Regions from separate parts of the Homo sapiens genome. Here all the other regions are linked to region 1. The links are chromatin contacts, found by Hi-C or POLR2A ChIA-PET in ENCODE. All regions are on one chromosome and are shown on one strand. The core of a region is the stretch at or near the end of the contact, and the rest is flanking DNA. Distances in the headings are between cores, read along the strand shown.

Region 1 (3,730 bases), core at 28-2,527:
GCTTTTCTATCACCCTTCTAACAGATTCCTCTTAATTCTAGCAAGCCTCGTATGTTCGCATCATTCAATGCTTTCCGAATCCAATACCCAGAGCCCCACAGACCAGCTACGTATGCTGTTTAAACCCTAGAACTGTCTTGTTCCCGCAATTCAATCAACCCTCACTGAACACCTTTAAGAGGTGGAAACTTAAGGGAAAGAAAACTGTAGCCAACACACGCTGTGGTTCTAAGTATTAGAACGCCTCAAAACAAAGGAAATAACGGCGCCGTAAATGGTTGCCCGCCAATTTCTCCTTCACAATCCCGTGGAAATGCGATGTCCACAAAATCATCTTAACGACTTTGTGGTCTGTCCTAATAGAATACTGATACAGATTTTTGCCTGGGAAGCCCTTTCGGCATCAGAGAAAAGCGCTTCATTTAGGCCAAACACAAAGCCCTCACGCAATCCCCTCCACCTAACGGGCCCAGAACTTAGTCGGCCTTGGATTAGTTTCCATCTTAAGAGGCCCCAAAGACATCCCAGACTCCGTCCTTTCCGTGGAGGCAAAGACGGTCCTTCGTTAACCTAAACACCGGCCCAAAGACCCAAAAGAACGTCGTCTGTCCCCTTGCACCCCACCACGCGGCCTTACGAAGCGCGGCCCGCTGCGGGTCGGGTCCGCGTTGCCGCGCGGCTTCTCCGCCATTTTGTGCCTCTGGCAGCTCGCCCAGCCCGCCAGCCCAAGATGGCTGCGGCGGACCTTCGCAGGAGAGCAACGCCGAAATAAGATATCGCTCCCCTCCCCCAACACCGCGGGGACGCAGCGGCCATTTTCATCTTCCCCCTCTTATAACGGGAAAAACGGCCGTCTCGGGCAGAAGCCACATAAACCCGCCGGGGGCCTCCCTCCTTCACGACCAAAGGCACTAAGGCACTATCCACAAAGGCTTTTTTTGGTTAAATGCTGTCTCCCTTGCCTGCCCTCCCGGCTTCAGACTTCGGAGCCTAAAACGCCCCTGCCTCCTGGCCCGAGGCCGACGGGCCTAGAAAAAGATGCAAGGAGCTAGGACCACACAGCCACCCCCTACCGCAGCTCTACGTACCCGCTCGCCGTAGTTCTGCTCGCCGCTGTCGCTCATGACTCCTGGCTGCTGTCGCCGGTCGATGTGCTTCAATCGAAGCTGCCAACCTCTTGCACCTTCCTTAAGGAGGCTCCGCCGCAGCCCCGCACGACGCGCCGGTCGCCCAGCCGCTCAGAGCCGAAATGCTCCGCACCGCCTCCGCACGGGCTCTAACTCTACCGGATGTGACGCGGCGCTCCTTAGCCAGGCTCCTCCCCTCCCAGAAACGCGCGCTTTCTTGGCCTCGCCCCTCCTCGCTCTGCCTTTCCTCTCCAGCTGCAGCGCGTCCCGCACAGGAAGTGACGTGACCCCGCCCCTCGCAGGGCCCCACCCCCATTCACGAGCCTCTATGAGGCGGGAAAGCTAGCGTGTCGTTTGGCTGCTGTAGTGGGCGCCACGGAGCCACAGTGATGTCACCAGCCACTTCTGAATCCCTTCTAGAACTTTCCAGGGAACCTGCCGAGTGTGCAGGGAGGAAGGAGATGCTGTTTCCCCCAATCTCAATTCCTTTCTCCGCCTTATTAGTTTCTTGTTTTGTGTCTTTCCTTTGTTAGAGAAGTGAATGTTCGTACATTGGGTTCTTACTTAATTTTGTCTTACTTGTAGATATTTCCTTCCTGAATACGTCTTCATTTAAAAAAGGTCAGATCGGGCTGGGCGCGCTGGCTCACGCTGTAATCCTAGCACTTTGGGAGGCCGAGACGGGTGGATCACGAGGTCAGGAGATCGAAACCATTCTGGCTAACCCAGTGAAACTCCGTCTCTACTAAAAATACAAAAAAATTAGCCAGGCGCGGTGGCGGGCGCCTGTAGTCCCAGCTACTTGGGAGGCTGAGGCAGGAGAATGGCGTGAACCCAGGAGGCGGAGCTTGCAGTGAGCCGAGATCGCGCCACTGCACTCCAGCCTGGGCAATAGAGCGAGATTCCGTCTCAAAAAAAAAAAAAAAAAAAAAAAAAGGTCAGATCGGCTGGGTGCGGTGGCTCACGCCTGTAATCCCAGCACTTTGAGAGGCCGAGGCAGGCGGATCACATGGTCAGGAGTTCGAGACCAGCCTGGCCAACATGGTGAAACCCAGTCTTTACTAAAAATACAAAAAAATTAGCCGGGAGTGGTGATGCATGCCTGTAATCCCAGCCACTCGGGAGGCTGAGGCAGGAGAATCGCTTGAACCCGGGAGGCGGAGGTTGCAGTGAGCCGAGATCGGACCGCTGCACTCCAGCCTGGGCGACAGAGCGAGACTCTGTCTAAAAAATAAATAAATAAAAATAAAAAAGGTCGGACCTTAATACACAGGAATCAGACACAATCTCTATTCTAAAGTTACAAAGTAATGTGCTAGAACCGTTAAACACAATTAGAAAAAATGATTGTAAGTGCCAGAGGCATGTATAACTACAGGGGTGTCACAAGGAGGGAAGATTAATTCTGCCATTTCGTAAGAGAATATAGTTGGATTATAGTGAGAAGAGCCCAAGACCAAGTCGGATACTTTCTTTCTTCTTTTTTTTGAGACGGAGTCTTGCTTTGTCGCTCAGACTGGAGTGCAACGGCGCGATCTCGGCTCACTGCAACGTCTGCCTCCCGGGTTCAAGTGATTCTCCGCCTCAGCCTCCGTAGCAGCTGGAATTACAGGCGCCTGCCAACACGCCAGGCTAATTTTTTGTATTTTTTATAGAGACGGAGTTTTGGCATATTGGCCAGGCTGGTCTCCTGGGCTCAAGCGATCCTCCCACCTCGGCCTCCCAAAGTGTTGGGATTACAGGCGTGAGCCACTTCCCCCAACCCCCAAGTCGGATACTTAATTCCTCTACACTTCAGTCTCCCCATCCATTGAAAAGGTGGTACCTGGCTGATGAGGCACTTTGATACTGGTAAAGGGTCATTTGATTTTTTTTTTTTTTTTTTGAGACAGGGTCTCTCTGGCTCTGTCGTGCAGGCTGGAGTGCGGTGGCTCATTGCACCTCCCAGTCTCAAGTGTTCCTCCTGCCTCAGCCCCATATCCCCAACTCCTGATTTTTTTTAACAGCTTTATTGAGATACGACTCACCTACTATGCAGTTCCCTTATTTAAAGTGTACAGTTCAAATGGCTTTTATTCACAGAATTGTGCAACCATCACCACAATTTTAGAGTAGTCTCATCACATTAAGAAAAGAAACACTCATTAATAGTCATTTTGCATCCCTCCTCCTCTCCACTCCTCACAACCCTCCCAGTCCTAGGCAATCACAAATCTTTCTTTCTCAATAGATTAACCTATTCAGGACATTTTATATGAATGGAATCATATGGTATGTATCTTTTGTAACTGGCTTCCTTGGCGTACGTTTTCACGGTTCATCCATGTTGTAGCATGTACTACTATTTCATTCTTTTTCATTGTCAAGTTATATTCAGTTGTATGGATATATGACATTTTATTTATCCATTCATCATTTAATAGACATTTGGATAGTTTCCATTTTTTAACTTATGAATAATCCTGCTGTGAACATTCATGTACAAATTTTTGTACGAGCACATGTTTTTATCTCTCTTAGGTATACACCTAGGAATGGAATTGCTGGATTGTATAGTAACCCTACGGTTAATTTGGGGGGAAACTGCCAAACAGTTTTCCACA
Region 2 (3,895 bases), core at 232-2,731, 1.4 Mb after region 1:
TGTGTCCGGAATTGGTGGGTTCTTGGTCTCACTGACTTCAAAAATGAAGCCACCGACCCTCATGGTGAGTGTTACAGCTCATAAAGGCACAGTGCCCAGAGTTTGTTCCTTCTGATGTTCGGATGTGTTCTGAGTTTCTTCCTTCTGGTGGGTTTATTGTCTTGCTGGCTCAAGAGTGAAGCTGCAGACCTTCCGGGTGAGTGTTAACAGCTGATAAAGGCAGAGCAGACCCAAACACTGCGCAGCAGCAAGATTCATTGCAAAAACCAAAAGAACAAATCTTCCACCACGTGGAAGGGGACCCGAGCCGGTTGTCAGTGCTGGCTGGGGCAGCCTGCTTTTATTCTCTTATCTGGCCCCACCCACATCCTGCAGATTGGTCCATTTTACAGAGAGCCAATTGGTCTGTTTTACAGAGAGCTGATTGGTCCGTTTTGACAGGGTGCTGATTGGTGCATCCACAAACCCTGAGCTAGACACAGGGTGCTGATTGGTGCATTTACAAACCTTGAGCTAGATACAGAGTGCCCATTGGTGTATTCACAATCCCTTAGCTAGACATAAAGGTTCTCCAAGTCCCCACTAGACTCAGGAGCCCAGCTGGCTTCACCCAGTGGATCCCGCCCCGGGGGCAGCAGGTGGAGCTGCCTGCCAGTCCTGCGTGTGTGCCCGCACTTCTCTGCCCTTGGGCGGTCGATGGGACCAGGCACCATGGAGCAGGGGGTGGCACTCGTCGGGGAGGCTTGGGCCATGCAGGAGCCCAGGGTGGGGAGACTCAGGCATGGCGGGCTGCAGGTCCCGAGCCCTGCCCCACAGAGAGGCAGCTAAGGCCCAGCGAGAAATCGAGCTCAGTGCCGGTGGGCCGGCACTGCTGGGGGACCTGGCGCACCCTCCGCAGCTGCTGGCCCAGGTGCTAAGCACTTCACTGCCCAGGGCTGGGGGCCTGCCGGCCGCTCCGAGTGCAGGGCCCGCCAAGCCCACGCCCACCCAGAACTCTAGCTGGCCTGCAAGCCCTGCATGCAGCCCCGGTTCCTGCCCGTGCCTCTCCCTCCACATCTCCCAGCAGGCTGAGGGAGCCGGTTCTGGCTTTGGCCTACCCAGGAAGGGGCTCCCACAGTGCAGTGGCTGGCTGAAGGGCTCCTCCAGCGCGGCCAGAGTGGGCACCGAGGCCGAGGAGGCTCCGAGAGCGAGCGAGGGCTGCGAGGGCTACCAGCATGCTGTCACCTCTCACTTTGCCTATTATAAAAAATGAGAGAGAGAAAATAAAAGCGAATTTATATGTGACCCCAGAATCTAGAACAGAGCTCTTTATCTCTCTCTCAGCAAGGCCTATTAACTAACACAGTTTTGCTGCTGTCTGTTTTCAGAACAAAGACTTGTTCTGTGTACTCAGACAGTCTAAAATGAAGGTTGAAAAAAACAGCTCATGTCCATACACAGAAACAGAAACTGAACCGAACACCGAAACTGAAACTGTTTGTCTCTTCCTGAGAAACGAGCAAACCTGAAAGCTACTCTCTCAGCTTCAGAGGGAAAAAATGGTTGTAGATTTCTGGACTTGGGAGCAGACATTTCAAGAACTAATCCAAGAGGCAAAACCCCGGGCCACATGGACGCTGAAGTTGGATGGCAACCTTCAGCTAGACTGCCTGGCTCAAGGGTGGAAGCAATACCAACAGAGAGCATTTGGCTGGTGAGTGTGGGTTTCCCAGGCAATAGCTCTTCTGAGAAGAGAGGCTCAGGCTCAGCTTAGCATGATTTATTCCTCTGAGAGCTTGTTGAAGGAGTAAATGTCACCAGGGCCTCCATCCTATTGTGGTCATAGTACTCTTTAGGGTCGACATGATAAGACGACTCCAAACCTCCATTTTGTTTAACTGCTGGAAGTTTCTTCTTTTACTAGGTTTCCCTCCGTAAATATTTCTGGAAAACCCTGGAGAAGGCTCCCTATTCCATAAATTTTCCCTTCTAGTTTCTCACCACGTCATTTGTTCCAGACTACCTCTAGAGTCTTTTGCAGTCTCCCCAGCAGTCCTGACCAGCTTCCCCCAGCTGCACCAGCTCTCCAAGCCTTGGCACTGTTCAGTACAAGCCTGGGACGGAGCCTTTTTTTTTTTTTTAAATATCTTAAGAATTGGCTAAGATCAAGCAGTTACTCTGAACATTGCTTTACTGAAGGCCTGGGGATAATAGTATAGAATGATGTTGCAAAAACTAAATCTAAAACCCAGTTCATGGAGTCACCAAGTAATACTCCTCCCTTACTCACCACTTCCCTCTTTAACCCCCAGCAAGCCTCCAGGTTGCAGGAACCAGTTTCCTTGACCATGTTAGGAGGGTGAGAATTGCTGACCTGGATAATCAAATTTATTTTTAAATGACACACAGGACCTTCGGTATAGTTTTCATCTGACCTATTACTCAGCTTGCCTGCCTGCCCCATCCTGCCTCAGGTATGGCCTACTCCATTCCTTATGGACTATTAGCTATGCCATGCATCTTCAGACTTCCACACTCTTGTTCATGGAGTTCTGCTTGTTCAGCAGACCCTCCCCTCACCCCTCCCTGCTCATCCTTCAAGGCCCACTCTAGTGCCTCCTCCTCCTAAAAGCATTCTCTGGTTCTCCTAGGCAGAGTAAGTATTCCTTCGTATACATTCCCATAAGATAATGGGATAAGATAAAATATATATGTATATGTATACATAAATGATATATAATTATATATACATATGTACTATGTATTTCAGAATAATAAATTTATAAATAATATATGTATTATTATATATTGTATCAAATACAGTATATGCTTATTTTTAGCTGCAGAATCTGTTGTTTAAATAAAGCCTCCTAAACGTCTCCAGAACAGTTCTCAAGTCACTTGTCAGAGCCCGTATAGCAGTCATGTTGCTCTGCTTTCTAATCCAGGGAAATGTGTAAATATTTCTGTCCACACCAGCCAGAGCTTTTTGAGGGACTCATGATGTCTTACAACGTTTTGGCACTCCTCCAAACAGAAAGAAGGTGTTTCTCCTGTTGGGATGATTTGATTTGATTGTCATTTCGAGATCGGAAAAGCAACCTACCAGTGTACTTTTGGAAAATATCAATCAGCTTTTGAAAAGCATTTTGTAGTTTACAAAGTGTTTTCACATACATCGTCTCTTTTGATGCTGCCAATATAACCCTTGAATTTTTTTTTTATGGATTCAAACAATGAGGGTTATAGAAGGGAAGGGCTTTGCCCAAGGTCTTCCTGATGTAAACTGGATCTTCAACCCAGGTATGAGGGATGCAGTCTGTTTCTCCAGGTGTGAGAGATTAGCTACACTACTCACCAGAGGCAACGTGTTACAGCAGGTAAATGAGTTGAATTTCAGATGGCCTGAGATTAGCAGCATGCCTCTAACATTTACCCTGTGTGTCCTTAAGCAGGTTGCGTATCCTTTTCATGATTCAGTTTCCTTATCTGGATATTGGGTTTAATAGTGCTTACTTCACAGATGAAATGGGATAAAATTATAAAGACCAATTATATTGTATGCATCAAAATAGATACTTTACCAAAGCTTTCTATGACCAAAATTAGGAATAAGTTTCTCTGGAAGATGGCAGACATGATTTTCCCTCAGAGGCATCTGGAGATGTTTTACTAGCAAAGAGGTAGACTTGGGTGTAACATATGGGTGGATACTCAGTAGGTCACAGGAAAAAGCCTTATCTGAAACATAGTCCTTCTTGTTCCTGTTTATCAATGACTGGGACAATCTAAATCACATGCATTTTTTCAAATGGAAAAGGATGTTAGTGACAGGGGCCAAGACCATTTTCCCTCAGGTTAACAACCAGATGAAGGCATAATGGGTGTCTTCCTTCTGACTGCAGGTTCCGGTGTT
Region 3 (3,816 bases), core at 1,145-3,644, 1.6 Mb before region 1:
GGCCAGAGTGATGGGGACAGCCAAGGTACAGGGACACAGCTCTGGGGGTGGCAGAATAATCGGTCCTCTTCTCACAGGCCTGGGGCTGGGGCACTGAAGAGGAGTGAGAGGGAAGCCCCAGAAGAGGAAAAGGTGGAAAAACCTGTGGCACAGTCTAAAAGTGGGAGGCGGGAAGGCCAGGGAGTAAGGGATGATCAGGGGCACATGGGCAACAATAAGAGCCTCGTGGAGCTCGGGGCAGCTGAGTTGGGCCCAGGAGCAGGCGCAGCCCCAATCCTTATCACGTTCCTGCTGGGCCTCCGGCCTGTGACCAACTCAGCTGCACCTCTCCCACCCACCCTAATCCCCTTGTCCCCATTCTCCACTGCCACCCCCACCAGCCTGCCAGCCCAGCTGGGAGTGGAAAGCCTCTCACTTAGGGTGGGTGGAGAGGGCTTGGTGGCCTCAGCCCCATTCTGGAGCTGCACTGAGCCCAGCGGTGGGTTGGGGGACAGCGGAGGCTGAGGATGGCTGGGCTGTGACTGTGGATGCTGGGGTGATGGGACGGGAGAGTCGCCTGAACCATGGCTAGACCTGCCAAGCTGGGCGTGTGTTGGGGGGCGGGGAGGAGTAGATTCTGGCTGCCACCCGCAGAGCTTCGGGACACAAAGGGCTCCTGTTGGGGCTGGGATGGGGGGGAGGGAGGGAGGGAAAGATAGAGACAGAGAGAGGGTGAGAGATAGGAAAGGGAAAGCAAAGAGAAGAGAGGGAACTAGAGAGGAGAAAGTAGAAGAGAAAAGAGAGGGAAGGCGAAGGGATGGAGAAGAGAAAGAAGGGGATGAGAGAGGAAGAAGTACGGAGGAGGAAGAGAATGGAGAGTATTAAGAGGCAAGCACGGTGTAGGAGGAGGGAGGTGAGAGTGGGAGAGAAAGACAAAGGGATAGGATGGTGAAGGGGGGCGGGAGCAGGCTGGAGCACAGAGTGCCCGGGACAGAGCTCGACCCTGAGAGCTCATTCCAGAGACAGCTGGAAGGGACGGAGATGGAGAGGTGGCTGGTGTTAAGAGGCACCATTTCAGAGGCCAGGTGCCTGGCTTCCTTGACCATGCTCCTATCCTGGTCTGGGCAGATTGGCAAGTGTCTCCTACCCCATCCCAAGGGTTGGCCCCTCTACCCTTGCTCTACTCCCACCTCTCCCTGACATCCTGATTCATCCAGCTACTTTCTCCTAACTGGGCACCTCCCAGACTTATAGCCTCTCCTCTCCAAGACGTTCCCTCCCTGCCACCTTCCTGGGCAAATTCCAGCCCAAGCTGGTAAAAAGGAACCACGGGCCCCTTCCTTTCCCTAGGGCTTGGGTCTTCCACCCCAGTGACATGAGGAGGGTCACGTGGCTTCTCAAACACCAAGTAACAATGGGGGCGATAAGTCAGCTCAGAGCCCAGGACCCCTGCTTCTAATGAGGTCAGGGGACACACCCTGGGGTGGGTGGGGGCTGGATACCCCGCATCAGCATAGACAAAGGTCCCAATTCCCACACCCATTCCTGCTTCACCCACCCTCCCTAAAGCTCCTGTCCCCCAGAGTGGCAAGCCACCTTTTTCCAGAGTCAACTGAGGGGCTCCTGGAGCCAACGCTGGGTGTGGAGCCTCCAGAGGTAGGGTCTGGGGCTGACCATCTTTCTACACACTCGATTCTATGCTTAGCATGGTGCCATGCACATGGCAGGGACACAGAGAATGTCTTGGGTGGTGGAGATAGTGGCGTAGAGAAAGTTCAATGGTGTGAATGGTGCCGCGGAAGGGGCAGTGGGGTGCTGAGACTTGGGCCCAGGTGGTGAAGGGGAGGTGCAAAGAAAACGTGCATGTTGTGGGGTGAGGGGAAGGACACCTGAGACAAGTACCTGGTGTCCTTGTCCTCTGCAGGCCCTCAGCCTCAGCCAGAAACCAGCATGCAGTTTTCCATCCCTTCGGCCCTGCAGCCTCAGACTTCCAAGCCTCAGTTTCCCCAGCTCAAAATGCTAGGACAGGATTAGGGTAGGCCCCTGGTCCTCGCGCTTCCCAGGGTAACCTGGAGCAGGGGTCCCGGAGCGCACTCCTGGGGCTCAGCTCAGCTTCACTTACCAGGGTCTGCTCGTACTGCAGCGCCCGTGGCTCCATCCCTTCCTCCGCCGCCGCGGCCGCCATCTCCGCGCACTGCCCTCTCGCCTCCCTCGGCGGTTCCGGCTCTGTCCTGGACTCGGCTCCCGGCCCGCAAAGTCCGCGCCGGCAGCCGTCCCGTCCCCGCAGCCCGGGAGGCCGAGAGCAGAGTGCGGCGGGCCCCCGGCGGGCGCCGCTGGCGCAGCCTCCCGCTCGCGTCCCCTCCCCGGCGGGCGGGCCGAGGGCGGTGCCCTCTGCGCTGCTCCGCCCGCCGGCCCATCCGGAGGGGACGGCCCAGCCAGGCTGGGGTCCGCGCGGGGCCTCCCGAGAGGCGGCAAGGGGCGCTGGGAAGGCGCAAGCCCGCGCCGGCTCCCTGCGGATGCCCGGGTCGGAGAGGGGCGCCCGGGAGGGGCGGGTCTACTGGCACGTGGAGGGGCCGGCCCGGGTTCGCGGTTCCCCGTGCCCAGGCAGGAGGGGCTGCAGACGCCTGAGCTCCGTAGGGGTTGGGGCTGGGGGCTGCGGAGCTGTCTACATCGGACTCCTCCGGGTCAGCCCGTTAGGAGCCGCCTCCCCTCTGCCCCTCCGAAGAGACGAGCGGCCCAGACAGGCCTGGGAAGGCCCCTCTGCCCCGTCAGGGGTGAAAAGCAAAGCTGGAAGGATTCGGAGAGGGTTGGGGCCGTCTTCCTCATCCTTCCTTTTCTCGGGGCTCCCGTGGGTAGGTGCACTTGGAGCAACCGGGCCTGCGGGGTGTGCGGGGGTGGAGGTTGGGGAGGGCACCGGAAGGGGTAGGCCGGAGGGAAGGGAGCTCCAGGTGCCGGGAAGTCTACTCCTGGGACGCGGGCGTGGGTCGCTTCTCCCTGGCTGGGCCCAAGGAGGAACCCAAGTCGCTGCTTCCATCCCTCCGCTTTGGGGGAACTGCCTGCTGGTGTTCTGGGTTCTCTATCAGGGGCTGGGGAAGGATAGAACAGAGGGCGGAGCGCGCGCAGGGTGGATGGGCAGCGTAGAGATAGTGTGAGAGGAGCGAGGGCAGCGCCCAGGAAACGCACAAGTGTGCGGGAGAGCCAGCACCAGGAGTAAGGGGCATTTGGGAGGCAGAGGCGGGGCTCAGGGGGCGGGAGCAGTGCCCGGGAAGGGGGGGCCTTGTGATAGAAGCCAGCACTCAGGAGGAAGGGCCAGTGTGAGGGAAGAGCTGGTATCCAAGGGACAGGGCAGTGCCAGGCTGAAGGGGCACGGAGGGGATCCGTGTCCAGGAGAAGGCAGTGGAGGGGGAACGCGCAGCACTAAGCTGGAGGGGTAATGCCCGGGGGAGGGGGGTGGCGGGAGCCCGGCTGAAGGGGCGGTGTAGGGGAAGAGAGCAGGGCCTGGGGGGAAGAGGGAGGGCAGTGGTGGGAGGGTGCAGTACGAGAGGAGGGGACAATGCAGGCTTTCCTCTTCTCCATAGCGACGTCATGGCAAATTCCCAAACTGGACGGATCCGGCTCGGGTTACGTCCAGCAGGGCCGAGCCGGCCCAGGCCGGCCCCGGGGTCCTCGGTGCCGGCTGGAGGGGCTGGGCACCTCTGGGGCGGGGTTCTGCTCCACCTGCCCTCGGCGCGGACTGTGCCCTCGGCGGGCACGCGGACCGGCGGGGTAGGGCTAGGGCCCGGCTTCTCTGGGCCAAGGATCAAGGTCCCTGCCTGGGTTAGGCCCCCACGCATTCCA
Region 4 (3,750 bases), core at 1,010-3,509, 1.9 Mb before region 1:
GATTTCTTGCCTTTCAGAATTCTGGTTCAAGTACCCTAAGTTGATATAGCTGTTACTTATCTTTAAAAAAAAAAAAAAAGTCACCTTGTCCAATGACAAACTACACCATAAAGAACAGCGGCTCACCAAGCCAGAGTGCAGCAATCACGTCATTGAGACCTCATTAAGGCTAAACTATAAACAGACCTGGCATCTGCCAGTGTCCCCAGTGTTGAGCTGTAGCTGTAGATCAGAGTAACCTTCTTACGGGAATCACGAAATTCTAACCTTCCCCTTCAAGGGTTCCCTAGCTTAGCTGATTATCTGGAAGAGGAAAAGATTAGTACTACCTTTTTAAAAGGTGGGGGTTGGGGCGGTGAGCAGTTTGAAACAGAGGAGGTCACTGGAACTCATCCACAATATGAAATGCCACATCAAGAAGAACACGAACATAATCTTAATTATCTAAGCACCCATGATAACCAAAGATTCTTTCAACCACTTTTATTTCAAAGGATGAAGTAGAATCAGTGGAGCACAGGAGCAGAGAGAGGCAGGGACAAAACGACTTCCCTGTTATGACACAAATAATGACTGTTTTGTGCCTACAGTGACTGCTGTGGTAGACACTGCTAAACTATCCTAAGGGACTAAGTTATTCTATGTATGAAGGGTGTGGGGAACAGTGTTCCATTATCTCTAACACACTCATCTCTACTTTCCTGGAAAAAGAGGCACAATCAGGAGAGCAGGCAGGCCCAAAGTAGGCACAAAGTTACTGTCTGTGGCCTTGAACATAAGGACACCATCGTCTGTGTATCTGGAACATAAAAGAGGGCACCCCACGTGGAGGCCGGCGAAGAGCTGGGAATCCTGACAGGTTTGGAAAGAAACAAAGCCCCAGTCTGAAGCAAGCAAGCAAGCAAGGATGGATCCCCAGGCCAGCCATTTTACTGATACTATTTATATTTCCCTATCTTCTCGTGTCCTCCTTTAAAGTTGTTGGAATATCTTTTTTAAATGCTCACTTGCCTCAGCTATCAAGAGAGGAAGAAAGAGAAGGGATTTTTGTTTGTAAAAAACAAACCTGTTGTCCAGACATGTACAAGGGTAGAAGCAGAATAATCAACGTGGGAGAACCCCAAAGAAGTGCCCAATAGGGTTGAGGCCACTTAGTCAGCTGCCCTTTTTTACCAAGATTCTCTTTCCACTGATAAAAGTGTAGACACTCTCCCTGCACAATGATACTGATTCAACTGCATGGCAGGAGGAGAGTTGCACGGGATTACCAGACTGGTGTGTGCAAGCTGCAGTCATCCCAACACTCATGAGTAGGTTTCCATCACCTCCAGGCCCTCAAGCTGCACGAGGAAGACACCACGCTAAAGGGATACGTATTTACCACACCCACTGTAATCCACTTGTTGCGTCTCCAAGCAGCCTCACCTTTCATACACGCTGCGGACCACAGTAAAACCTAGCCATCTCCTCCTCCAAGACCTCCTGAAACTTTCCCCGTCGTTCCTGTGCCCACCTGCCTCCAGCCTCTCCGTCTGTGCAGAAACCAAATGGCCCCTGTGTGATAAACACAAAGCCACCCGCGGCTCTGTGTGGCAGAAGCGAAAAGAGCACTGGATGACCGTGGAGAGATCTGGGCTGCGTTCCCGGCACAGCCACGGCTTTGCTGCGCGTGCTTATGTCACGTACCTCCATTTACCCGCTTGCAAAAACGAAGGGGATGACTTACTTCGAAGGTCGCTGGCGGCTCCGCTGCGGGTTGAGCAGGGTGCCCCGAGCCACCCGCTGCACAGCCTCCCAGGTGGGCGTTTCTCTCAGACCCGCTTCGCCTGGGATGCCCGGGCCCTAGGGCGTTCCCACAGCCCGCTCCGGCCTGCCCAGGCGAGCGCGACCCACACCCACGGCCCGCGGGCGCAGCGCCCCCTGGCGGCCGCGGCCAGGGACGTAGCCCGCGTCCCTGCCCGCTCATCCCGATCCTACCTGCCTGTCTTCCAGCACACGACCCCGTCACCAGACCCCGGGCTCACAGGCCTAGGAGGCGGCGGCAGGAGACCAGGGGGAGGCCATACGCCGTTCCCCAAGTCTCCAGTGTCCCCCGAACTGCTCGCAGCCCTGGCCACATCCCGCCACGCCCCGAGGAAATGCAAAGGGGTGATCCCCGTGACAACCGAGCTGGAGGGCAGGGGTGCGGCAGCAGCCATCACCTACCTGCGCCCCTGCTCCAGGACAACCGCGCCAGCCGCTCAACCACGCTCCCGAGCATGAGCCCTGCAGCAAAACAAGCCTTTATAGCGGCATCGGCCGCCACACCGCGCAAGCGCGCTGCACAAAGCATTCCCAAGGCTGAAGGGAACTGTAGTCCTCCTTCCGAGTGCCCAGGGCTGCGGACGCGGCGAAGGACTACATTTCCCAGAAGCGCCGGTGACATCCCGGGGGCGGTGCGGGCTGCCCCTCTTCCCACCGAGCTCCCGGCTCTGTTCCATCCTTCCCCGTGCCTCTGCGAGACTGTCTGGAATCTTCTCAGGGGTCGTGTTCCCTGGGGGAGGCAGCCGGGAGGCTTAACCGTGGCCCTGTGTTCGCACACAGTGCTGTTCGTAGGCAGAGCAGTCCCACCCTGCGTGGCCGTGTAGCTGCCAGAAAAGATCGTGAAGGTCATCGTAGCCCGCGTCTAACCCGTTGAGAGTCGTCAGGCCGGCCAGCCCCAGTTCTTATCTGTTGTGGCAGATACGATTGCTTGCTCATGGTTCGACCCTGCAGTCTGCGCAGATACCGCCTTTCTCACTTTAACACCAACTGCCCATCAATGTCTCGCTGCCTGGTCTCTAGATAATAAAATGCCAGGATCACAGTCTTAGAAGTGGCAAGAGCCTTAGAAATGTTATGCTAACTCATCTTCTTCTTTTTATAAATGAAACTGAAGCTCCCAGAAAGATTGATCCCTTTATTTCTCTGTTTCATCGGTACCTTCAGCATCATTAAATAAAAGCCACTGTTGAGTTCTTCCCTACCTTGTATCCGATGCTTTACATACCATTCTTGTTTCCTTTAATCTCCATTACAGCCCTATGAGTAGGTATTATGAGTTTTTTTTTTTTTTTAAGGAGTCTGGCTCTGTTGCCCAGGCTGGAGTGCAATGGCGCGATCTCGGCTCACTGCAGCGTCCGCCTTCCGGGTTCAAGCAGTTCTCCTTGCCTCAGCCTCCCGAGTAGCTGGGATTACAGGCGTCCGCCACCACGCCCGGCTAATTTTCGTATTTTTTAAGTAGAGACAGGGTTTCGCCATATTGGCCAGGCTGGTCTCGAACTCCCGACCTCAGGTAATCCGCCCGCCTCGGCTTCCCAAAGTGCTGGGATTACAGGCGCGAGCCACCTCACCCCGCCGTATTTTTTTTTAATTCAAAGATTAAAAAAGAAGAAGAAGAAGAGGAAGAGGAAGAAGGAGAAGGTAAAGTGACTTGTCCATCTTTATAACAGCTAGCTAGTTAGCTAGTGTGAAGACACTACTGTATCGTAAAGCAGCATATTCTTGCGCACGGATTGATAGACCAATGCAATAGAATAAAGAGCCCCCAAACAGACTGGTGCATCCATGTAACTTGATCTGTGACAGAAAACCTTACGAATCCGTGGGGAAAGCAAGAAGAGTCAGTAAATAGTACTGGAACAATTGGTTATACATATGAAAAAACAATCAGGGATTACCGCTTCATACCACACAGAAAAAACCCATTTCAGGTAGATCAAACGCTTAAAT
Region 5 (3,618 bases), core at 465-2,964, 1.6 Mb before region 1:
TGCCTGCCTTGGCCTCCCAAAGTGCTGGAATTACAGGCGTGAGCCACCGTGCCTGCCTTTATTTTTTATTTTTATTTTTATTTTTTGAGACAGAGTCTCACTGTCATCCAGGCTAGAGTGCAGTGGCGCAATCTTGGCTCACTGCAAGCTCTGCCTCCCGGGTTCAAGCAGTTTTCTGCCTCTGCCTCCTGAGTGGCTGGGACTACAGGCGCACGCCACCAGACCCGTCTAATTTTTTGTATTTTAGTAGAGATGGGGGTTTCACCATGTTGGCCAGGATGGTGACCCCGTGATCCGCCCTGACCCCGTGATCCGCCCGCCTCGGCCTTCCAAAGTGCTGGGATTACAGGCGTGAACCACCGCGCCCGGCCCATGATCCTTTTAAACGACAAATCTCATACTACTTGCCTAGTTAGAATGTTTCTAACTTTTTAAACGACAAATCTCATACTACTTGCCTAGTTAGAATGTTTCTATCCTTTTAATTTCCTTTGTTATAGGCCTTTCAAGGACCTAATCTAAATTCTTTTCAAAGCCTGCATAATTCGTGTTGTATCACGATTTACTTAGGCAGGACTGAGTCTTTAATTTCTTTTTTTCTTTCTTTTTTTTTTTTTTTGAGATGGAGTCTCACCCTGTCGCCAGGCTAGAGTGCAGTGGCGTAATTTCGGCTCACTGCAACCTCCGCCTCCCGGGTTCAAGCAATTCTCTGCCTCTGCCTACCGAGTAGCTAGGACTACAGGCGTGCGCCACCAGGCCCAGCTAATTTTTTGTATTTTAGTAGAGACGGGGTTTCACCATGTTGGCCAGGATGGTCTAGATCTCCTGACCCCGTGATCCGCCCGCCTCGGCCTCCCAAAGTGCTGGGATTACAGGCGTGAGCCACTGCGCCCGGCCCATGATCTTTTTAAACTACAAATCTCATACTACTTGCCTAATTAGAATGTTTCTATCCTTTTAATTTCCTTTGTTATTGGCCTTTCAATGACCTAATCTAAATTATTTTCAAAGCCTGCATAATTCGTATTGTATCACGATTTACTTAGGCAGGACGGAGTCTTTAATTTCTTTCTTTTTTTTTTTTGAGATGGAGTCTCGCCCTGTCGCCAGGCTAGGCTAGAGTGCAGTGGCACAATCTCCGCTCACTGCAACCTCTGCCTCCCGGGCTCAAACAATTCTCCTGCCTCAGCCTCCCAAGTAGCTGGGACTACGGGTGCGCCACCACGCCCGGCTAATTTTTGTATTTTTAGTAAAGACGGGGTTTCACCATGTTGGCCAGGATGGTCTCGATCTCTTGACCTCGTGATCCGCCCACCTCGGCCTCCCAAAGTACTGGGATTAAGGTGTGAGCCACCGCGCCCCGCTTATTTTTTTTTTTTTTTTGCCGAGACTTTGATTTCAGTTTCTCAGCCCTCAACCAGCACTTCGCCTTGTACTTAGCATGCACTCAATAAATGGTTGCTTAAAATATGAATGAACTAAAGAATCGCGGAACAGAGAGAAACACAGAGGGGAATCGGTCTGGGAGTTTCAAAGTTCGGGAGGGGACACGGGGGCGGGCTGTGGCTGTCACGTGACGGGGCGGGGGCAAATCCCATGTGCTCGGCGGCGCAGATCGCCCGGCGCGGCTCCGCCCCCTGCGCCGGTCACGTGGGGGCGCCGGCTGCGCCTGCGGAGAAGCGGTGGCCGCCGAGCGGGATCTGTGCGGGGAGCCGGAAATGGTTGTGGACTACGTCTGTGCGGCTGCGTGGGGCTCGGCCGCGCGGACTGAAGGAGACTGAAGGTAAAGCCGCCATGTCCGGGCCCGACCCGGCCCCCCCACCCCCTCCCCCCGCATCCGCCGCCATCCGGGCCGGGACCGGCCACCCTGCGCCGCCGCCCCGGCGCCCTGGCCCCGCGGCCCGACCCAGGGCCCCGGCCCGCCAGGGTCCCGATCCCCGGCCCACGTGTGCCTGGCCCGGCCGGGCCTGGCTGCTGGGTGGGGGTGGGGAGCGCAGGGCCGGACTATGCGGGCCCCGCGGGCTGGTAGGGCGCCGGGTTCGTCGCCGCGAAATGCCACCTCGGCCTGACCCGAGGAGGCCCGGCAGCCCACGGGCGCAGGCACCACGGCTCCCGGCCCGCCGCCCCCTCCCCCCTTCGCGGCCAGGCCGCCGGGAAGTGACACGTTGTTCTTTGGCACTGGCCCGCGCTGCGCAGGGAGGGCGCAGGGGAGGGAGGCGGTGGCGGCGGGCAGGGAGGAGCCCCCGGCCCCGCCCGCCCTCCGGGCCGACCCTCACTTGCCTGAAACCGGCTCCTCGACGGCCGCCGCCCGCCTGGCCTTTTAGGGCCTGACTCCCGCCCTTCCTGGCCTACACTCCTGGGCGGCGGCAGGCCTAGCTTCTGGCCCAGTGCGGGTTCCCCGGCGGCAGGCGTATCCTGTGTGCCCCTGGGCCAGGCCCGAACCCGGTGTCCCCGGGTGGGGGGTGGGGACGCCACGGCCGAAGCAGCTAGCTCCGTTCGTGATCCGGGAGCCTGGTGCCAGCGAGACCTGGAATTTCCGGTCTGGTTGGTCTGGGGCCCCGCGGAGCCAGGTTGATACCCTCACCTCCCAACCCCAGGCCCTCGGATGCCCAGAACCTGTAGGCCGCACCGTGGACTTGTTCTTAATCGAGGGGGTGAGTGAGGGGTCTGTTTCAGTAGGTCAGGGGTTGGTTGGAAGTGATGCGGGTTTGACAGCATGTTGGTGGGGACAGGCTGTATCTTTTCTGCTTCACCCTCTTGGCATCTCTGGGACTCCGTATGGGACCCAGCCCTTGCATCAACCCTTTCACCGCCCCATTTGCCTTAAGCTTGGGTCCCTTCCTCTTCCTGAGCGCCACTCTTTCCCAACAGGTGCTGGGGGGACCCTGATGTGGCACCAAATGAAATGAACAAAGCTCCACAGTCCACAGGCCCCCCACCCGCCCCATCCCCCGGACTCCCACAGGTAATTAGGGAGGAATTAGCAGGGGTGGGGGTGGGGGAGACCAGGCAGTCTCCAGCCTCTGGATCTTCCTACCCCCATCTGTGTCAGGGCAAAGTGCAGCCGCCTGCTGCCAAATTGAGACAGGGCCCCTGGGCTGTCCCCGGGGGCTGTCACGGGGAGGGGGTATGTGGATTGTTAAGGCTCTTGCCGCAGATCTGCTCCCCTTATTTCACCAGCTTGGGTTTCTGCCCCACCTGGGCTTCCCCTCTTGCTGAACTCTGGTCTCCCCTCTTCAGCCAGCGTTTCCCCCGGGGCAGACAGCGCCGGTGGTGTTCAGTACGCCACAAGCGACACAAATGAACACGCCTTCTCAGCCCCGCCAGGTGAGGGGCTGTGGGGAGGGGAGTAGGGGACCTGGGTGGGAGCAGTGGAAAGCTTTGGCCAGTTTAGGTCTAGGATGGAAACTGGAGGCCCCATACCTGGCCTTAATCCTCTGTGTTCTTTCATGCGGCTCTGCGCCTTGCCCTGTTGATTACTCACGGTGGCTGGTCCCTTGGATAGTATGTTGTCAATGAGGGTGGCATTACTGGGATCCTAGTGCCTCTGAGAATTGGGGGCAGTGCTTTGGGCCCTGCTGCCAGCTCTTGCTTTCCTATTTGCTCCTTTTACCGGAG
Region 6 (3,973 bases), core at 517-3,016, 1.1 Mb before region 1:
AAGAGCAGAACACCCCAGCTTAGCGTGCAATGTCTTCCTGGATCTGGTCCTAGCCTTTCCAGCCTCATAGCCCACCACATCTCTAATACACACTACACCAGTGTCTTCAAACTATGGGTTGCTCTGCATCACTGAGTACTGAAATGAATTCAGTAACCAGCACTTAAAAAAAGAGAATAGAATAGAAAATACCAAGTTGCATTGTACACTCTAAGGGCAATTACTGTTTCAGCATATCTATCTATCTATCTATCTATCTATCTATCTATCTATAATGCACACTCACACATATGCGCATACTGTGTGTGTTTTTATACTAGGCCATGGCTGAAATGTATCTTTTTTTTTTTTTGAGACGGAGTCTCACTCTGTTACCCAGGCTGGAGTGCAATGGCACAATCTTGGCTCACTGCTGCAACCTCTGCCTCCTGGGTTCAAGCAATTCTCCTGCCTCAGCCTCCCGAGTAGCTGGGACCACAGGTGCATGCCACCACACCTGGCTAATTTTTGTATTTTTAGTAGAGACAGGGTTTCTCCATGTTGGTCAGGCTGGTCTTGAACTCCTGACCACCTGCCTCAGCCTCCCAAAGTGCTGGGATTGCAGGCATGAGTCACCGCACCTGGCCTGAAATGTATTTCTTACTGTGAGGGATGATTAAAAGAAGGTTGAAAGCCACTGGCCACACCACGGCTACATCAGGCCAATAACTAGTTCCCAAACTTGCTTTGTACTGCCTTTGATCCCACCCTTCCCTCAGCTAGGCATTCTCCCTGCTCTCTGCTACTGAAATCCTTCAAGGCCCTGACAAGATACCACATCCTTCCTTGAGTGTTTCACCCTTTCCCCCTGTCTGTGCGAAAATGGTGGTTCAATGTCTTTCTTTATATTACTCAAAACAGCCTGCCTTGTATTTTGTTATGTCTGTACACTGAATTCTTAGAAAATAAATACCTGGAGGACAGGGCAACACCTTCGGGTCTTCTGAAGGCCCAGAAGTCTAGTGAACCTAGCTGATGCTCAAAAATGTCTGCCCAACCGAATATTTTCTGTATCTCCTTCCAAGAGTATCTTCTGGTGTTCTTCCTCCTGTTTTCTTGACCTATATAGCCCCCAGCAGGCCTAAAATCTGTGTCCTGGGGCTAATGTTACGTACAGTGATGACTCTAGAAACCAGTCTGTTCTGAAAGCTTTCACCTTTCTTCAGGAGCGATAAGAGAAATAAGCATACGTTTTTGTTCATTTTTCAGATGTTTCCTTTATTTGAGACTATGTTTCTCCTGTATTTTTGGTGTTAAGATGTATTTTGGGGAGCAACACTGATGATATATTACAAGATAATAGTTGGTATTTTAGTATGTGTGTGCCTATTGTACTTATTTGACACAATAAATAGGCAATTCTGAGTTCATCTTTTAAAAAAAAAAAAAAGTTAAAAAAAATTTACTGGTTGCAAACTCCAAAAGGCAGGGAATCAACTTCCCTTCTGGGCTGGCTGCAAGTAAGTTCACTTTCTTAAAGGAGGAGCTTTCTCCTCTCACCTCAAGGACTGTTATTTATTTGTCTGCGCTACTCTTTCGACGTTTCCATTCTCTTGGTCCTCAAGATGTGAATCACCCATTTTTTCCGTAGGGGGGAAGACGGCGTATCTCTGGCCCTTTAAATAGGGGCGTGGTGAAGAGGCGCGGACCGCCCAGGAGGGGGAGCAGTGCGAGGAGGAAAGCGGAAGCGCTGCCCGCAGTGGTAGGTAGTGCGCGTGCGTGAGGCTAGAGCAGTGGGTGCGGTCACGTGGGCCGGCGGTCCACGGCCGGAATGGCAGCAAGCTCAGGTAACGAGTTTCCAGAGAGCGGGCCCGTGGAAGGAGACAGGATTGAGGGGCCGTATTCAGGGTAGGAGGAGAGCGCGCGACAGGTCTCTGAGCCTCGGCGTCTCCTCCCCGCGCGACAGCGGCGGGACCTCGGGGAGCGAACAGAGCAGCCCCTGACGGGCTAACCGGACCCGAGCCACGGGCCGGGCGGGGTTGATTCTCGAGTGGAGGGGCGTGTCGTACGTTGGCCCGGAACTGGGTCGGGCAATTTCCACTTACTGGTTCCAAATGAATGTGAAAATTCAAATGGGCTTAAGTAAAAAGGGATTTATTGGCTCCAAACCTGGAAGGGGCTGAGGTATCACTAAATCCAGTGACTCCGGTGATGTATTTGTGTATCTCTCCCTTTCTGCAAAGGGCCAGTAACCCCTCAGTTCCCTATCTACTTTGCGACTATAATTGCAAGCCTCATTCTGTCCTGTTACAGTCGTGCGGCAATTAGGCTGAGGGACTGGCGCGCCCGCTCCCCCGACTGTGAGCCTAGGCGGCGGGTGTCATGCCCCTCCCCACTCCCGGGCGGAACAGGTGTGTAGCCGGTCTGTCGGGCCTGGGAAACAGGTGTGGACCCCTTTAGCCTCCAGGGACTGATATCAAGGTGCCTGAGCCTGAGGCTTAGATGGGGTGTCCACCTCTTAGGATCGGTGCGCACCCTGTGAGGCTGGTTCCAGTTTGTCTCCGCGTGCAAGTTGTGCACCAGAGTGAGGGCAGCAGGGTGAAAGGTGGGCCTCTGAAGTTCGAGGCTACTCCTGTGCCTTGGCCAGTTCTTTGTGCTTGGCATCTGGGGAAGGAGGGAAACAGCTGCTCAGAGTGTCTGGGTGTACAAAATGGGGGTGCTTTACAGGAGGATAGGGTGGGAGGAGGTAGGATCGGTGAGAGGTTCCATGGCCGTGGGTTATCAGGAATAGCTAGCTGGGGAGCCTTCTTTAAATAAGCAGGCCCCCTCCACTTCTTAGATTCTTGTTAGAATGAATAGGAAGGCTTCTGGCCTCTGCACCATCCACCCTCTACCATACTCTACTTTCCCCTACTGAAAAACCCCAAAACCCAAGCAAAACAAGCATGGATGTTAGCTTGTGGTGCTAAACCTTACTCCAAATGTCTGCATTTGGGAGACAATTACATGTTAATTGTCTGTGTATGTCTATGTCTGCCTGTGTGGGTTTGAGGTATATCTAATATAAATGTGGATGGAGAATCTGCATATGTTTGTGTAAGACGTGGGTTTGCTCATGGTTAAATTTAAGCACAGAATAGGTATTGAATCCTCTGGCAATAGCTGGCCTGTTCCATAGAATATGCAATAAAGATAAATGGAAAAAAAATTCGTTGAACTACTGGGCTTTATATGGTCAAAGAGGCATTTGTGAGAAAATTCTTTCCAGAGCTCTAACAGAGTAATATGTTGATTTTTTCTTTATATTTAATATATTTGCTTCGTATCTGGACCATTGTCAGCAGATGGATGTTTTCTGTCTTCCAGAATATTGGGACATGTTGGTGATTCTTAGCTGTATCTCACTATTCCATTGACATTTCAACCAGTGTGACACAAAATGTCAGTTATGTATGTGAATGAGAAGTAAGATCTTTTGAATTTAATGAAGTATGTTTAACTTTGGATCTATTGATAGCTTTCATAGAGTTTAGATCGTATGTTCTCTTGATCCACAGCTGTAGGTGTCATCGGTACATAGTGGTAAGATCAAACTGTTGTATTCTTAACTGAATCTTGAATGAATATTTGACTTATCTTCACGCTGTATGACATTATTAAATGTGTTCTGTGTTTTAGCAAGGAAATATAGCTTTGCGTTGGATTTTTCACTGTTATGAATTTCTTAGGTTTACTGTAATAGCAATTATACTTTTTTAGTCAAAGATATTTCTGTTGCAAGTGACAGAAAATTCAAATGGGCTTAAGCTAAAAGGGATTTATTGGCTCCAAACCTGGAAGGGGCTGGGGTATCACTATATCACTAAATCCAGTGACTCCAGTGATGGAGTACTTGTGTCTCTCTCCCTTTCTGCAAAGGACCAGTAACCCCCAGTTCCCTATCTCCTCTGCAACTGTAATTGCAAGCCTCATTCTTCCTGTTACAGTCATGGGA
Region 7 (3,712 bases), core at 990-3,489, 1.8 Mb after region 1:
TAAAAAAAGAAGAGAAAAAGTAAAGCGTTACAAGACTTTCCTCCTGGAAACTATAAACTGAAAAAAAAATCCATAAAAGATTAAATCCTGGCGGGTTGTGGGGTGGCGGGGGCCGGCGGGGAGGGGGCGCGGAGTGGAGATTGGCTCTCTGAGGTGGTCAGGGGCCCTGTGACAGCTTGGGACTTTCAGCACCTGGTTTGGGGTCATTTATCTGCTCAACTGTCAGGACCCCCCACCCCCAAACCCCAGCCACCAACACAACCATCGTAGAAGGGAACACAACACAGAGGGTCTTTTTTCATTTTTTTAAAAAATCGGTTTGGTTGTGTTTTTGTTTTCCATGGGGGAGCTTTAAAACTCATTATTGCAACACTAGTTCCATTTTTCGCCAGGGTTCCAATAACACGGCATCATAAAGGCAACGCAACCCACAGTTCTCAAGACATTTACCACGGTCACTACATCCGGCAGCGGGGTGGCCCCTAGCTCCTGCTGCCCCCCCGCCCTTTCTCCCCGCCCGCCCCCGGAGCTCAGCCGATTTCTGAGGCTCCAACTCTACCCACTCCCTCCCCGGGCCGCCGCCGCCGCGCCTTCCCCCATTCTTACTCCCTCGAGGAGAGCCACAGGTTGCAAATCCAACCAACCTCGCAATCTATTTTTGCAAAATCACTCACAAAGATCTCCCTTTCGCGCCCGCGCCCGCTCCTCCCGCGCCGGGTCCCCTCAGCCACGGCCACAAAGTGCCCTTCTCTCCTCCTGAGTCTTGCACATAAGGAACGCGGGCTGGGGCTCTGTTCGTCTTTCTCCTCGCCCAAGGTAAGGACCTCGGGAATCTGAAGCCTGGCGTCCACTACGCTCAGGCCCGCAGTTCCCTTTTTACAGAGCTTGCACCATGGGAAAAAATAAAATAAAATTTAGGAAAGGGAGGCAACAGCCATTGGGAGCCAACACAGAGTCACGCAGCGCCCAAAATACAAACACCGCAGCGGCCAGAAATCCCGCCACCTTTCTCGTTCTCCCAGGCTGTCCTGTCGAGGTTCCCTGAGTCCCCCCGCACACTGAAAGGCATCGCAGGTGCAGTGCGCACCCCTTTCCCACCCACCCCAAGAAGCCCTGTCCCGCCATCAGTCTCTCTCCTCGGGATGAGCAGGGAGAGCGCGCGGAGGTTCCCGACTCCCTCGACTACAACCAAGAAAGAATAATTTTCAAAGTGTTCAACATCCCCGCCCCCAAGCTCCCCAAAACACAGGGGCAGGGAACACCAAAACACTCGGCTCTCATTAGGAAGATCACGGCTCTGAAAGGAAATAGTAGACACGATACTTCATCTCATCTGGATTTATGACCAAAAAAACAAAAACAAAAACCCAAAGAGTTCGCTTGCATTTTTTCCTTCCAAATCTCGGTTCGGCTCGAAGGCAGGGAATCTAAAAGACCGAGGCCGATGGAAGAGAGCCAGCGGGGCGAGCGAGCGGGCAGCCTCCCTTTTTGCCTCCCGGAGTTACCCAGAAGGACAGGGGAAGGGAAGGAAGAAGAGGCGAGGAAAAAGAGGAGGGAGGGAAGCGGAGGCCAGGAGCGACGGAGCAAGGAAAGCAGTTTGCAAGCGAGAAAAGAGGGAAAAAACACAGCCGCACGAATCCAGAGAGATCACAAGCCGTACGCAAGCAGCAGCAGAAAGAGCGAGAGCGCGAGCGCGCGTCCTCTCCGCGGTCTGGGGCCAGACAGCCCCCAGACTAGCCCGAATCACCCCCCAAGCACTGTCTCGTCCTCTCTGCTCCGGCCGCCCCCTAATTCCCCTCCTTCCTCTCCTCCACCTCCTTTCCAAAAACCAAAACAACACAAGGGAGGGTGGCAAAAGCCTCCCCAAACCGGCCGATTCACTCAAAGACAACAATAATAATAATAAATACATAACAATCTATATCCTATGGTGGGAGAGACGTGGGACTAATCTTCGGCATTTATTTTAACACCTGACAGCTAGAATAAATAAATATATACATTTATATCAATAGATACACATAGAAAACTTGGAGCCAAAGCATTTGGCAAGAGCGGAAAAAAAAAGAATTAAAAGGTAAAATAATGATCATGAGCAGCGGCGGCGGCAGCGGCACCAGCGGCAACAGCGGCGGCGGCGGCAGTAGCAGCAGCAGCGGCGGCAGCAACAGCAATAATCACCTGGTGTCCGGCCTTTCCTAGAAACTTCTTGCATCACCACTTCTAAGAACCCCAGTTCTAAGAATCAACAGAGCTCAATTCTCGGAATTTGAGCTTCGGACTTTACCACTGCTACGTGGCAGGGGAGGACTTGGTGTCAGCTCTCCGAGATTTTTACTGCCCCTGGCCAACCAAAAGCCCTCAAAGCCACAAGATTTTTTCACTGGCCGGCATATTTCGAGGTCCTCATAAGCAGAGCGTCTCGGATTTGGAGGTTCCGGTTCGAGGCTCGAGGGGCCTGAAGGTGGCTCTCCCTCCCCGGGCCCAAGACGATGGTATGGCCTGCTCCGCCACCATCACGTGGGCTCCTCCTCTGTGACGTCGGCGCCTTCGCTGTAGCAAAGCTCGGCCTCTGGAATTCTGAGAACTAATTTGCTATTCGGTGACATAAGAGGGGGAGTGCGCTTTGCTTTCCCGGGGTCTGGGGCTAATTCCTTCTTTCTTACCCATAAACTCAGCAGATCGAGCTAAATGCACAAAAGGGAGCGAGAGGTTTGAACCACTGGGAAAAGTATGTTATATATATAGTAGGGTTAGAGAGGCGAGTAAGAGAAAAATAAAATAAAATAAACATCACAGCTCTTTCCAACTAGAATATTAGGCACCACGAGAAAAATATTTGCCAAGCAGTTTTCGGTGGGTTCATTTGCTTTATTTTTATTTAGGACAGGGGTTTTTGCTGTTGTTCTGGGTTTTTTTCTTTCTGGTGTGGTGGCTTGGGATTTTTGGTTTCTGTATTTTGATGGTTTATGGATTTTTGCTTCTGATTTTTTGCCTTTTGCAAGTTTGTGGTGTTACGTAAATCACAGGATCGGCATCGGTTGGATTTTTTTGTACGTGCCTTTTCTTTCCCTATCTAATCCCTCAAGCGTTTTAAAGATGTATTATTTCAATACTAATACTATTGAAAGAAGCTTAAATTTTTGGCCATATGTAACAATCCCAGCCCCCACTTTTTTTTTTTTTTTTTCCTTTGGTGCAATTTTCTTTTTCCCCCTTGGACTTTTGCTGAAGTGTGTCTCTCCTGCACTTCAGAGAAATGTTCAAAGGATTTGTTTTGGTTTGGTTTGTTTCTTTCCAGGACAGCAAGTGGTGGGTTTAATCTGTTATTGTTGACTCTTGGGAAATTTCTTGTTGCAAGAAACGTGTGTGTGGGGGGGAGGGTGGGGGTGGCGGGGTGGTATGTGTGTGTTTTCTACAAAATTCTGTGAGCCAAATACCTGTTTGTGTTTTGTTTTCTCTTAAGGTCTTGAGATTTTTGTTTTCGAGGCTCGTTTCAAGGTCGTTGTAAAAAAATCTCTTCAGTCTGTGTTTAAGAGATCAGCCGGAGGGAATTCTAAAGGCCTGCCGTGCCAGTATCACAGATACTGCCTGTATTTAGAACAGACTGCCACAACTACAATGCACTACACGCAGCACAGTCTTCTTAGCTTTGAAGCTGAGTTGGGGGGTGGGGTGGGGGGGGGGTAGAGAAGAAGGAGAAATTCTTTCC

What was found. A loop is a pair of places that touch in the nucleus more often than their neighbours do. ChIA-PET counts read pairs that join two places held with the same protein, here RNA polymerase II (POLR2A). Pooled maps may share reads with other maps.
Region 2: a map of naive thymus-derived CD4-positive, alpha-beta T cell shows a loop between it and region 1 (9-fold over the local background). The contact joins the promoter of RTP4 here to the promoter of TRA2B in region 1. A Hi-C loop is called at or near these places in 1 of 168 maps with a recorded cell type or tissue (naive thymus-derived CD4-positive, alpha-beta T cell) and 7 of 50 pooled maps. POLR2A ChIA-PET finds 5 or more read pairs at or near these places in 2 of 52 experiments (HCT116 and activated naive CD8-positive, alpha-beta T cell).
Region 3: a loop to region 1 is called in a map of B cell, with 21 times the contacts of the local background. The contact joins the promoter of POLR2H here to the promoter of TRA2B in region 1. A Hi-C loop is called at or near these places in 3 of 168 maps with a recorded cell type or tissue (B cell, heart right ventricle and naive thymus-derived CD4-positive, alpha-beta T cell), 4 of 37 single-sample maps with no recorded cell type and 12 of 50 pooled maps. POLR2A ChIA-PET finds 5 or more read pairs at or near these places in 1 of 52 experiments (OCI-LY7).
Region 4: a loop to region 1 is called in a map of CD8-positive, alpha-beta T cell, with 9 times the contacts of the local background. The contact joins the promoter of ABCC5 here to the promoter of TRA2B in region 1. A Hi-C loop is called at or near these places in 1 of 168 maps with a recorded cell type or tissue (CD8-positive, alpha-beta T cell) and 4 of 50 pooled maps. POLR2A ChIA-PET finds 5 or more read pairs at or near these places in 1 of 52 experiments (activated CD8-positive, alpha-beta memory T cell).
Region 5: a pooled map shows a loop between it and region 1 (13-fold over the local background). The contact joins the promoter of EIF4G1 here to the promoter of TRA2B in region 1. A Hi-C loop is called at or near these places in 2 of 37 single-sample maps with no recorded cell type and 9 of 50 pooled maps. POLR2A ChIA-PET finds 5 or more read pairs at or near these places in 1 of 52 experiments (activated B cell).
Region 6: a loop to region 1 is called in a map of B cell, with 19 times the contacts of the local background. The contact joins the promoter of VPS8 here to the promoter of TRA2B in region 1. A Hi-C loop is called at or near these places in 4 of 168 maps with a recorded cell type or tissue (B cell, OCI-LY7, gastrocnemius medialis and 1 more), 3 of 37 single-sample maps with no recorded cell type and 12 of 50 pooled maps.
Region 7: a map of naive thymus-derived CD4-positive, alpha-beta T cell shows a loop between it and region 1 (4-fold over the local background). The contact joins the promoter of BCL6 here to the promoter of TRA2B in region 1. A Hi-C loop is called at or near these places in 1 of 168 maps with a recorded cell type or tissue (naive thymus-derived CD4-positive, alpha-beta T cell) and 8 of 50 pooled maps. POLR2A ChIA-PET finds 5 or more read pairs at or near these places in 5 of 52 experiments (CD4-positive, alpha-beta T cell, CD4-positive, alpha-beta memory T cell, CD8-positive, alpha-beta memory T cell and 2 more).

What each region holds. Positions count from the first base shown.
Region 1 is chr3:185,936,737-185,940,466 of GRCh38, forward strand. It overlaps TRA2B (transformer 2 beta homolog), which reads right to left and starts at 1,278. Exons shown (of 9, transcript NM_004593.3): 1 at 1,089-1,278. The coding sequence starts at 1,124. RefSeq lists enhancers at 500-709, 612-1,339, 750-1,209.
Region 2 is chr3:187,366,904-187,370,798 of GRCh38, forward strand. RTP4 (receptor transporter protein 4) reads left to right here and starts at 1,482. Exons shown (of 2, transcript NM_022147.3): 1 at 1,482-1,693; 2 at 3,885-3,895. The coding sequence starts at 1,539. RefSeq lists an enhancer at 1,343-1,692.
Region 3 is chr3:184,359,316-184,363,131 of GRCh38, forward strand. It overlaps POLR2H (RNA polymerase II, I and III subunit H), which reads left to right and starts at 2,395. Exons shown (of 6, transcript NM_006232.5): 1 at 2,395-2,831; 2 at 3,558-3,816. CLCN2 (chloride voltage-gated channel 2) reads right to left here and starts at 2,290. Exons shown (of 24, transcript NM_004366.6): 1 at 2,102-2,290. The coding sequence starts at 2,164. LOC124906311 (a long non-coding RNA gene) reads left to right here and starts at 1,012. Exons shown (of 3, transcript XR_007096193.1): 1 at 1,012-1,442; 2 at 1,549-1,635; 3 at 1,904-1,996. RefSeq lists enhancers at 1-435, 436-947 and silencers at 2,065-2,654, 3,215-3,484, 3,555-3,816.
Region 4 is chr3:184,015,625-184,019,374 of GRCh38, forward strand. It overlaps ABCC5 (ATP binding cassette subfamily C member 5), which reads right to left and starts at 2,260. Exons shown (of 30, transcript NM_005688.4): 1 at 2,206-2,260. RefSeq lists a silencer at 1,828-1,997 and an enhancer at 2,478-2,657.
Region 5 is chr3:184,312,892-184,316,509 of GRCh38, forward strand. EIF4G1 (eukaryotic translation initiation factor 4 gamma 1) reads left to right here and starts at 1,715. Exons shown (of 33, transcript NM_198241.3): 1 at 1,715-1,783; 2 at 2,598-2,654; 3 at 2,872-2,965; 4 at 3,241-3,327. The coding sequence starts at 2,906. RefSeq lists enhancers at 1,138-1,638, 2,363-2,984 and silencers at 1,466-1,795, 1,816-2,525.
Region 6 is chr3:184,810,400-184,814,372 of GRCh38, forward strand. It overlaps VPS8 (VPS8 subunit of CORVET complex), which reads left to right and starts at 1,767. Exons shown (of 48, transcript NM_001009921.3): 1 at 1,767-1,826. RefSeq lists enhancers at 1,585-1,634, 1,695-1,894 and a silencer at 3,928-3,973.
Region 7 is chr3:187,743,229-187,746,940 of GRCh38, forward strand. BCL6 (BCL6 transcription repressor) reads right to left here and starts at 2,240. Exons shown (of 10, transcript NM_001706.5): 1 at 2,182-2,240. BCL6-AS1 (BCL6 antisense RNA 1) reads left to right here and starts at 441. Exons shown (of 2, transcript NR_173091.1): 1 at 441-816; 2 at 2,016-2,798. RefSeq lists an enhancer at 1,353-1,878.